Regions from separate parts of the Mus musculus genome. Here region 2 is linked to region 1. Evidence: chromatin loops called from intact Hi-C (ENCODE). Cell type or tissue: left cerebral cortex. All regions are shown on one strand. Each heading gives the region's core, and the rest is flanking DNA. Links, peaks and the distances in the headings are about the cores only. Region 1 overlaps Vstm2a (V-set and transmembrane domain containing 2A). Region 2 has its middle 9.7 kb from the start of Sec61g.

Region 1 (5,386 bases), core at 215-5,214:
TTATCTTGGACTTCACTACCAGAAAAATTGCAAGTGGAAAGAAAGAAGCAATAACTCATCACAACAAGTGATTCCATGTATATCAGGTATGATGCTCCCCTTATCCTGTGTTAGGCAAAGCGTTTGAGAAAATAGGACAGCTGGGGGTCTTGTACAAGCCTGCTCAACACAGCCAGCCTTTATCCCACATCAAGGTTAGAAGTAGAGTGAGTTTCCATTGGTGGAACAATTGCATAAGTTAATGCTGTTCAGAATTACTTTAACTTGCACAGCTGACTCGAGAGATGTGTGACTAAGTTTCCAAATTGGCATCCAAGGCACATTTGTAGGAGCTGCCTTATCTCTGCACTGTTTCCTTGCCCACCCCCCCCCCTACTTCCTGCCATTATCACCATCAATTTCATCTCAGGCAGCTGAAGTTTCTCCTTCAAAATCAAAAGCCCTTGGAGAATAGCTCTGCTTAAAGCCAGAGGTCACTAAATATATGGATGATTATGGTGAGTCTTTTTCATTTCCATTTTGATTAAGTGAAAGCCTCTTAATTTGGGTCATTATTGATACATAAATCTGTAGAGAAAATGAACATGCATTTATAATGGAGCCAACATTACATGATTTATTGTTCTTATAGTGTGTAAATACAGAAAGAAGGGGGAGAACAAAAGGGTGCAGCTCTCAGATCCCTGGATATGAAACAGTGCCAGGGATTAATGGAGCAAACTCATCCTGAACGTCCAGCCTCCTGCTCTGAATGGCTCATGTCTCCTTATTTCAATCGAACTCAGTCTCCTATTTGAAAAGCCATTTAATAATAATCTCTCTATGCTACTGAACCGAGCTTTGGGTAGCAGGGTTGTGAGTGATAAAATGAAAGGCTCAAAATGCGTTTTCATACCTGATTGTGGACTTTGCTTGGGGATTTTGGCTACCGCTTGAGGGCTGGAGGTGGAGTGCATTCGTTGGTTGGCAGAGTTGTGGACGCTGCTGGGAACCACCGATGATGCGTTCTTTCGAGGCTTCGTGTCTTGCAGCCACATAGGTGAGGCTTCAAAGGCCTGCATCCTCCGAGCATGGCTGTTGGCATTGACTTTCAGATAGGCCTGGGCCTTGTGTTCCTGAAGCTCCCCGTAGTTAGCGTCAGTCACCCTGCACTCGTATAAACCTTCATCCTTTTTTCTCACTTTGGATATCTGAAGCTTGTGGGAGATATCATTGCCTTGGACTTTCACTGTCTGAAAAATTGCAGGTGAAAAACAAAGTTTCACATCAAAGGGTTTTATTCCCACCCTTTAAATTTACTAATGTTGGGAAACTTAAGCATCTTATTGGCTTCGTAGAACAAACCTGAAGGTCATTATTTATCCTGGTCTATGAGCAAGCCTACTTGAGAGGTCATAAGTGCAATTTTAGCAGTGCCAGAGTGACTCTACTGTCCTCGTTTCCCAGACTGTCATAACAGGAGACTGATCTCTGCCTGGTTGGCTCTGCTGGATGAAACACTGCATAGATTTTTCTTCTTTACAGCTATATGACAACTCCCTCAAATATGGGGCAAGGGGTAGTGGGAGTGTTGGCTATAATAGTTTAATAAAAGAGGGTGCACTTTACTGAAAACACTACTTATAGACTTAGAGAGTAATTTTTTTTTCCAAATTGCCTACTAACAGACTACTACTGAGTCCTACTAGCAGGACTCAGGCTACAGAATAAGGCTCAGTAATATGCTCCAGTCATTATATAAACTTGTGATGCTGTTAATGGAACATTGATTTGATTTTCAAAACTGAGGTCAGCCCCACTTACTCCAATAATCTTATCCAGATTAATAATAAGATCATATGTCTAAAATGTAATATTAAATATATACTGTGTATTCTATATATACATATATGCAGTTAAATTTGATATATATTATATGTCAACCCATGACTGACAGACTCAAAGATTACATATGCCAGGTTTAAGAATATGATGGATTTTTATAAAAATAGAAATGAAGGATGATGGAGGATATTCTAGCCATGGCTATTGTAATTATTACAAATAATCCACATCTTTATATTATCAGCAGGCCAGTTTGGGCTAAAAACAGGTGTATATTTACTTTGGTTTTATATTTTTGTGATTTATTTGAATACAATATTTAGAAATACTTTACATGAATTATGAATAATATCCAAATTGAGTTACACTACTTCATTACATTTCAAAGTCCTAACGGATGGTTTCATTTTTGTTTTCTTGAGATTTTTATTTTATATTGAGAGTAGGTATAATTCTATTACTTTGAATTATTAAAATTATTAATGTTGAAGTATTGCAGGCCTTCATTGTTAGGTGAGTGTGAAAAAGATTACTAAAAAACAGTGCAATAATCCTACTTGCTAACAAAATAACACTATGGCAAATTTGTAATTATTTACATGGTTAAAACATGCAATTTTATTTATGGACTCTAAATTTGACTCATTTTTTAGGGATTTAATGAGGTATAAAGAGAGAACTGTCTCTCATTCTGATTTTGTAAAGTTACCTCTTCAAGCTCAATGAATTAAACGGTTTTACATCTAAAACCGTTTCTACTAATATCCATCTTGGATCTGCTTGGTAGTTTACTAAAGGATGTGCCCCCTGTCGCTGGTCCCTGTGACACTCACACTAATCTTGGTCCCATCGTTGTCCGGGTCTCTGTCGGGTAAGAGCTCCACCTGTAGGACAAGGGTGCAAATGCTCAACCTCGCCCGAGTTCTTCAGTCCCAGGCGCCGCGATACTGCAGCGCCCCAACTGCTAGTAGAGATCCCGTCTTCCCTTCTTGAAACGCTTCAAACCAAGCAATTTAAGAGACGGAAGAACGACCCAGGTCCCAACCGCACTCAGTCCCGAGGCCAGGCTAGGGGCTGGATTGCCTCCCTTGTCCCTCCCTGGAACAATCCCTGAATTTCCCCGTCCCCGCGCCAGATTCCCAAGCAGTTCCCGGGGTCTCCATGTCTTCCTTGGGCATCACTAAGTCCTCGGCTCTCCCCAAGAATTCCTAAGGTCTCCGTGGTCCCCTCTGTCCTAGTGACACCCTGGAGAGTTCCTGTCGTCCCCAAGCATTCCCATGGTCGCCGGTTCCCGGTCACTAAGGGTAACCGAGGTTCTGGCGGCTTCCTCTATCTTAGAGACACTCTGGAGAGTCCCTGTGGTGCCCCGCATCCCTGAAGGCTGTGCTCCCCTTGGATGGCCCGGTGCTAGCGTTAAAGCGCTGCCAGGTCTTGTGCCTCGCAGTTCAGTCTGCCTGGCCTGCGGGTTCGGAGAACCCAGGCGAGGACAAGAGTGAGGATAGAAGTTTTCCGGAAGAATTTCCATATCTCTGCTCTCGCTGCTGACCAGTCCGCAGCTCTCTTCTACAGACTTTCTCATCCTCTAGGTCTCAGGTCCGAGTCCCTTTTGCTTCGTGGGCCTCCGGGTTCCCGCTCTTACCACGACTCTTCTAGCTTCTCTTTAGATTTTCCTTCCTCCTCTTCTTCCATTCTCCCTCCTTTACTCATCTCCTGCTCTACTTTCCTCTCAAGTCCAGGGCCTCTCCTTTATTTTCTGATGTCTACCCCATTGCTACCTCCCCTCCTCTTTCTCCTCCCCCTCCCCACCTCCGCCTTCCTTCCCTCCCTCCCTCCTGCCCGCCTCTCTCACTCCTTCAGAGAGAGAGAGAGAGAGAGAGAGAGAGAGAGAGAGAGAGAGAGAGAAAGAGACAGACAGACAGACAGACAGACAGACAGACTAGAAGAGAATAGAAAGGAGAGGAGGAACATCCCTCTTGATGCTGGGAAAACAGAAGGCTGGTGGAGGGTGGGAGAATGTCCTGAGCTGTATCAGAGACACACTGCCTGTTTGGATAGCTCCATAATACCCGTTACTAAGAGCTGTTTAATTCCAGTCTAAATTGGGAAAGTCTCCCTCAGATCCTGCGACTTCCTAGGTGTTTTTCACTTACTGTCACTAGGACAAATTCAACCTTGCTCACTCTCCCAGCGCAAGGAAGCCCCATGGGCAGTGCCTTGGTCCCTGGCTAATGATTAGATAGACCTGCACAGAACTAACAAAGTGACATGCGGGGGCTCTGTGGGCTTTGAGCTATGGCTACCTGCGAGCCTGCAGCCTCCGTGCCTTGCTCCAGGTCCTCTGGCCCCCGAAGGAACCACCACTGGATCTCCAGGTACACTGAAGCAGAGCCGCTTTGGAAAGCACAGGACATCTCCACATTTTGCCCTTCGGTAGCAGTCACATTTCTCGGCAACTCGGTAAATTTTGCTGCAAGACAAAAATGCACCGTTTTGGTGTATCTACACCAGCTTTGCCAATGTCTCTTTCCTGGAGAACTCAACACAAGTTTTTGTTTGCTTGGCCTTTCTTTTTCGTGGGCCTTGAAAAAAGAAAAGAAAAACAGCAACAACAAGCCCTTAGCACACCCCTGTGGGCCTCCCCATCCCCACTGTTCTGCCTCTGCATGTCTTGCTCTTGGTGTAGTGCCTAAATCACTTTGTTGTTGATCAAGTCCAGATAATGGAAAGGTTAATGAGCTTGCCAATAGCTCTTGTTGCTAGCCAAGATGCCTAGAGTTAGAATCAAACATCTTTTGTCAGATTGCAGCATTCCCTAAAACTTACTGAGAGACCCAGGGAGGTGCAATTTAGACCATCTGTCAAAAATGATCTATGAGGAAGCCTCTAGATTCTTAAGTTTCTCAACAATCTATGACTAACTGGGATGTTTCCTGTTAGAAGTGGGTCATAAGTATATGTCAAAATGCCCATTCTTAATCTCTCAAAACAGTGGTTAGCAATTTTGTTCTGGAGCCCACAGTAGTGAAACAAGTTGCACACTATCTAAGAGGCATATGTTTCATCTCCACAAGTTAACCTTCACATTTGTTCCCTTCAAGCCATTGTAAATTGCAATATGTAAGGAGATATAAAAATCATACATCGCATGTTTAGATCAGATCAAAGATTATTTGAAAGATACCACAGAGACTCCGTCTAGCCCCTTTGCAACTAACCTTGACACTGCCAGCTTGTAAGATTAATAGATCCATGTGAAAGTCACAAAAATAAAATCCCCTCCCTCCCTAGAGGGATCCTCGAACATGGAATTTTTGTTTTTTTGTTAAGAAGGCGATTGTTCTTAGCTTATCCAAGGGGTACTTTGCAAAGACCTGATGTCTGTCTAGAAGGAGCCTTTTATTTGTGGGGGAGAGAAGAGGACAAGCACAGGCACACATATGAAAGGAGGGTGACTGAAAGGCTGGCAGGAATGATTACAGCCACTTTCTCCTCTTTTCTTAAAGATAGTGAATCTGGGTGTCTCTTTTCACTGTTTTATGAAACCCCAAATTGAGCAATAATT
Region 2 (5,386 bases), core at 54-5,053, 240 kb before region 1:
ACTCGAAGCTGAGTAGTTTGTAGGGAGAGGATTCCCTTTTCACATCCTGAGAGCCATGAAAGCCAAGTGTAGCAGTGCCAGCAGGTTCAGGGGATGCTGGGAACATGGTCTCAGGGCTTCAAAGAGTGGCCTAGGATGCTAAAGGACAAGGAGATGTACGAAGAGGCTTTAATAGTGGCCATAATCCCTCAGGTAAGGAGGACCCTGTGTGACCCAATCACCCAAATACCCGCTCTCATAGCTGGAGATTAAATATCCCTGGAACGTTAGAACAACACATTAAAATCATAGGTAGCATTTTCTGAGATGTTCTGCTGTAGTAGAAACAGTGGGTAAATGATGGGAAAGATCGTGAAACCATTACTTTTGAGGTAGGATAGTGATTTTGTCCACATTGCACTTAAATTGTAGACAGATAATGCAGCAGTTGAGGTGATATTTGAAGCAGCTTTCTGAAAATCTGGTTAAAGTCTGGAAGTGAACGTCTTTCCCCACAAAGTGCTAACCAGTCACACCTCCGTGAATATCACCGTTCTGAGTTTATTGATTCTGAATTTGTTTTTTGTCTACTCATCAGCACACATGGTGACAGAACTTTAAGTCTGTGTTTTGTATTGCTAGTGTTATGGCACGTATTGATGAACTTACTAAAAACTTAAGAGTTCTGAACATTGGGAACAGTGTTCAGGTTCCAGCATCCTGCAAAGGACTTGTTGCCAACTCATACTTTGATTGTGCCTGAGAGAGCAGGAAATGGACAGCTAGCAGCTGCAAGCTGCTTAGTAATTGTCTGGGCCTACCACTCAACTCTGTCGCACTGGGGATACATCCAAGTATAGGAAATAATCCGATTTTCTCTTTTTGGATCCTTCATTTTTTTTTTAAGTCATTGTGATTATAACTGATAGTATGATTTTGAAATGTTTCCAGTGTTTGAATCGTGAATGAAGCGTCGTCCTTGGAATTGAAGATGCAGCAAATCATTGGCTATCCCTACCTTGAGGATACTATAAAACTACACGTTTCATATAATTCCTTAGAGGTTAAAAATGTATGGATACAAATATATATTTACCAGTATATCTGTATATATTTACAAACGTGTAAACACCTACTGGAGGATTTATACATGTTCAGAACATCAATATATTTTGTTGGAGGATAGAGTTGAGTGAGCTTTAATTTTTTGTTGTTAAAGGAGAAATGTGTCATATTGATGAGCTTGATATGACTGATTTCTGACACAAATACAGGAGTAACCTAAGTATTTTCTACACAACATGTAAATTCAGAGTTCAACAAGAACTCTTATAATAATCTAATAATAATCTTCATAAGAAGACTTGGTAAACTGGTTTAATCTCTATTGGTTTTCTACTTATTTACTTATTTTGATGTGTTTTCTACCATCTTGCCTAAATATTTTATTTTTGCTGTCTGCAAAAAGGTAGAAGATAGGCATTTTGACTCATTTACCACTTTATCCCAAATGTTTAGAGTTGGTGTCTGCACATAGAAGCCACCTAACAAACATAATGGAATGAAATTGAAGTTTAGACATTCCTTATAACTATTAATTAGGGTTCTCTAGAGTAACAGCACTTATAGAAGGAATGAATCAATGAATCTATCTGTCCATCCATCCAAGGAGGGTTATTAGAATGATTTACACACTGTATGTAGTCCAGCTAATCCAACAATGGAGGGAAGGTCCAAGGATCTGGTAGTTCAGTCCTCAAGGCTGATTCTTAGCTCACCTGCAATATCTGGTGAAATTCTGGAGAAGCCGGCTCTGATGCCAATGAAGGGCTGGAGCTGCCAGTGAGGCAAAAGCAAGTAGAGCAAAAACTTCCTTCTTCCAATCAGAAGGTGTGGCCCAGATTAAAGGTCCATTTTCTTAGCTCAAAAGACTGGGATTAAAGATGTCTTTCTGCACCAAAGATGTGGGTATAGAAGTAGATCTTCCCACTTCAAGTCAAAGCAAAAACCTCCCACAGTTGTGCCCCACTTTAGTGTTTTTGTTAATTCCAAATATAGTCAAGTTGACAACCAAGAGTTGCCATACATACACCATGAAAGGTGATACTTCAGGCCTATTACAGTATCTGGCAATAAATAGTCCTATTGGGCTTTGAGTGGTCTCTAAGCACTTGTCAGTTCAGGACCTCCTTGCAGGGACTGGCTTGCCGCACATTGGTTGTTTTCACAGCTTTCCTTAAACATGAAGTAAGACTATCCCAACTCCTTTATTTATCCTTCATGTCTCTGAAGCAAGAACCATGTGGGCAACCCTCCCAGGTTTTGTCTTCTGCTTGGATGGAAGCCTGGCCCCACTGAATCACATTTGCAGCAGCTTTTATTTGTTGTTGTTTGGCTTTGGGGCTTTGGGGCAGGAGTGGGGGTGGGGTGGGAGGGTGGGGGGGGTGGGGGGGAGGGGGTGAAAGGGAAAATTCTTAAGCTTTTTTCATTCACAAATTGGAGGCTTAGCTGGGTGGAAGCTTCCTCTAAGGGTACACTCCCTACTCCTTTATCCTATTGCTGACTCAGCTCCCCCTTTACTCATTCAGCAAGAGCCCTGGCTCCATCATTAAATTTCCCTTTGTTCCTTTTCTCCTCAAACTTTTTTTTTTGGGGGGGGGGGGCTGCTGGTTGGTTTTTTGTTTTGTACCATTTGCTCTTTTTCACCAAAGATAGACCTGCAAAAGAGAGACTGCTAATAATCACAAGGCAGATTCAAAATAAGGTTTATATTCTTCACCAAAGAAATCTCTTTTGTTGTGGATAGCCCTGGGGCTAATTATATTTGATGTTAATTCCATTCTCCTGTGAGGGGCTTCTAAAACGGAATGAGTCAGCACTCAGGTGATTTCCTTTAAACCTGCTTCCCACCTTAATTTGTAAAATAAAGGAGAGCTGATGATTGGGCAGATAAAGGGAAGGTGGAGTGGAAGGTGGAGATGGAGAAGGAGAAAATGGAAGAGGGAGAGGACTTAGAGGAGGAGGAGGAGGAGGAAGAAAAGCTGAGCACATGGCCTGGAGAAACCTCAAGTTCTAATGAGTCTCAGAGATGTGGAAGATGGTAGTGTAGATGTAGATCTGCCCAATCTAGGGGCACGGCATGTAATCATATTAACTGAGTCGTGTTTTCATTGCCAGGGCATATTTGGGTTGGTAATTTACCGAAACATTCATTACTTTTCAAATTCCTAATTCTTCTCAAACAGGTCTACCAACTGAGGACGGAGTTTAACATAACCTATGTGGATCATGCTCTTTCAAGTGTGTGTGTGTGTGTGAATTTTGCTTATTGCTCCTTTGCTGAAATTGTTTTTGGCTAGAAGAGTTTTCTTGAAGAATCTATAAGATCTTTTCTATTTAATAGGGTATAACTTGACATCTCCCCTTTCTGTTTTTATCACTTAATTTCTCTCTCGTTTTTTTTCTGCTCTGGTTAAGGCTTCAACGACTTAGTTCAAGTTGAGTAGTGCCCTTCTTTTGCTCCATTTTATAAGAAATATTCTTCCCCCGATTTAGAAAAATGTTGGCTTAGGCTTGTCATATATACCCTAGGTTATATTGAGATAATGTTTCTTGTGTAGGTATCTTAGGCGTTTTTTTTTTTTCTTTCATCTATTGATAGGATTCTGTGCATTCTATCCTTGAGTCAGCCTGTTAATGTGATATATTAGATTTATGAATTTATGAACATGTAACAAACATTGTTTTTGAGATAAGCTCTCTTACTGTGGTGGTTTGAATAAGAATGGCCCCTATGGGCTCATATATTTGTATGCATAATCACCAGGGAATGGCACTATTTAAGGATTGGAAGAATTGGCTTTGTTGGATGAAGTGTGTCACTGGGAATGGGCTTGGAGGTTTCAAAAAGTTACATCAGGCCCAGCATAGATCAGGATGTAAAACTCAGCTATTTGTCCAGCACCATGTTTGCCTTTATGTTGCCTGTTTCCCACCACGATGATAATGGGCTAACCTCTAAAACTGTAAGTCAGTCTACAATTAAATACTTTCTCTTGTAAGAGTTGCCTTGGTCATGCTGTTTCTTCACAGCAATAGAACGATGCCTGAGATATCCTGAAACTCACTATAGACCAGGCTGGACTAGAACTGAAATAGATCCATCTGCCGCTGGAATTAAAGGTGTGAGCAATCATGCCTAGCCATGCAAACAGTCTTGTCTCTGTACTGTAGCCAACTTAATCATTCTGAATTAACATTTGATAATGTGATTCTTTATTCAGCTTGCTAGTATTTAATTGAGAAGTTTTGTACCTTTGGGGACATTAGTGCTTTGTCATCATTAATGTCTGGTAGCGTTCATCAATGCATCTCTGAGCTGGAGCTCCTTGAATTAGACTTTACTACCATCCAGTGTCATTATGTGTGAAGTTAGCAGATTGGTTAAGTTGCTAGTATCCTTTTGGATTATTCTTTGTAAGTCAAACTGGAATTTATTTATAAAAAAGGTTTCAGTGTATTGAAACACAGATATAAAGTATGCCCTAATGATCTGAGTTTCATTAAGAGCTGCTCTGTGTCTAATTTTATTAACTTAGGTCTTTTCTTTAGATTAAGTGTTTGCCAATTTAAAACATGTTTTGCCAATTTCTTTAATCATCCCTTCATCACTTAGTAAATGTGTTGTTTTGTTCCTGAGGATTTAAAGTTCTCAGATTCAGTAGAATTCGTCCATACCTTTCCATCCCAAGTTATAGGATCTCCTTTACTAATTAATGCCCTCACTTTAACAACTGAGACTGGGACTTGGAATTTTGTAGTAATTCAGTCAATTTCATGTGAGGTCTTTGGTTTGATTTTCCACAACTTGAGCTCTGAGAAAATTTTCTCCCAGGGCACAATTAGAAACTTTCAGGCCATTTCAGTGCACCTAGAGTCAGTCACTTTTCTCACTGAGTTCATTGCTGTCTTTGACTGTATTTTGAGATGCTAGGGTATAATTAGTTTTATCATGGAGCTCGTTCTTTTTCTCTGTCTGTATATCTGAAGATGAGCACCCATCCAGCAGCTTCATTCTTTTCTACAAATTTTATGTACAGTCACCAAATCTGTTGCCTTGTTCAACTGATCAGTCAGGATGATCAGATGAATTTGTCTTAAGGTGGTAAAATAATTGCCACCATGGGCTTTCAGTATTTTTCATGTTCCTGGGCAAAAGCTACTTTGGATTCAGTAATTAAGAGAGGCTTCATTAACTGTCAGTCTTGTTAAATTGGATAATCAAATCCAAATACTTGAAAAATTAATCCTTATATGTCTCTTACTCTAAAACCACGTCTGGTACCAACATCTGTATTAGAGCTCTCTGGAGGAACAGGCCTGCTCATAGTACTTTCCTTGATGAATT

What was found. A loop is a pair of places that touch in the nucleus more often than their neighbours do. Peaks named below come from ENCODE experiments on the same cell type or tissue, not always from the same donor. Only the 100,000 strongest peaks of a DNase experiment are listed, where the experiment ranks them.
Region 2: it touches region 1 in a loop (4-fold over the local background); 1 of 42 quality-filtered maps calls a loop at or near these places.

What each region holds. Positions count from the first base shown.
Region 1 is chr11:16,258,760-16,264,145 of GRCm38, reverse strand. Vstm2a (V-set and transmembrane domain containing 2A) reads right to left here. Exons shown (of 5, transcript NM_001290539.2): 2 at 4,125-4,291; 3 at 2,658-2,708; 4 at 896-1,232. Among named protein-coding and RNA genes, the nearest start is that of Vstm2a, 3.7 kb to the right of the region's middle. In left cerebral cortex, for the core only: a CTCF peak has its summit at 2,707; DNase peaks (open chromatin) are centred at 4,166, 4,722, 4,878, 5,181 and 3 more places; H3K4me3 peaks cover 3,433 bases; H3K27ac peaks cover 2,107 bases.
Region 2 is chr11:16,496,105-16,501,490 of GRCm38, reverse strand. No RefSeq gene overlaps it. Among named protein-coding and RNA genes, the nearest start is that of Sec61g, 9.7 kb to the left of the region's middle. In left cerebral cortex, for the core only: no CTCF peak of the experiment used is centred there; a DNase peak (open chromatin) is centred at 2,215.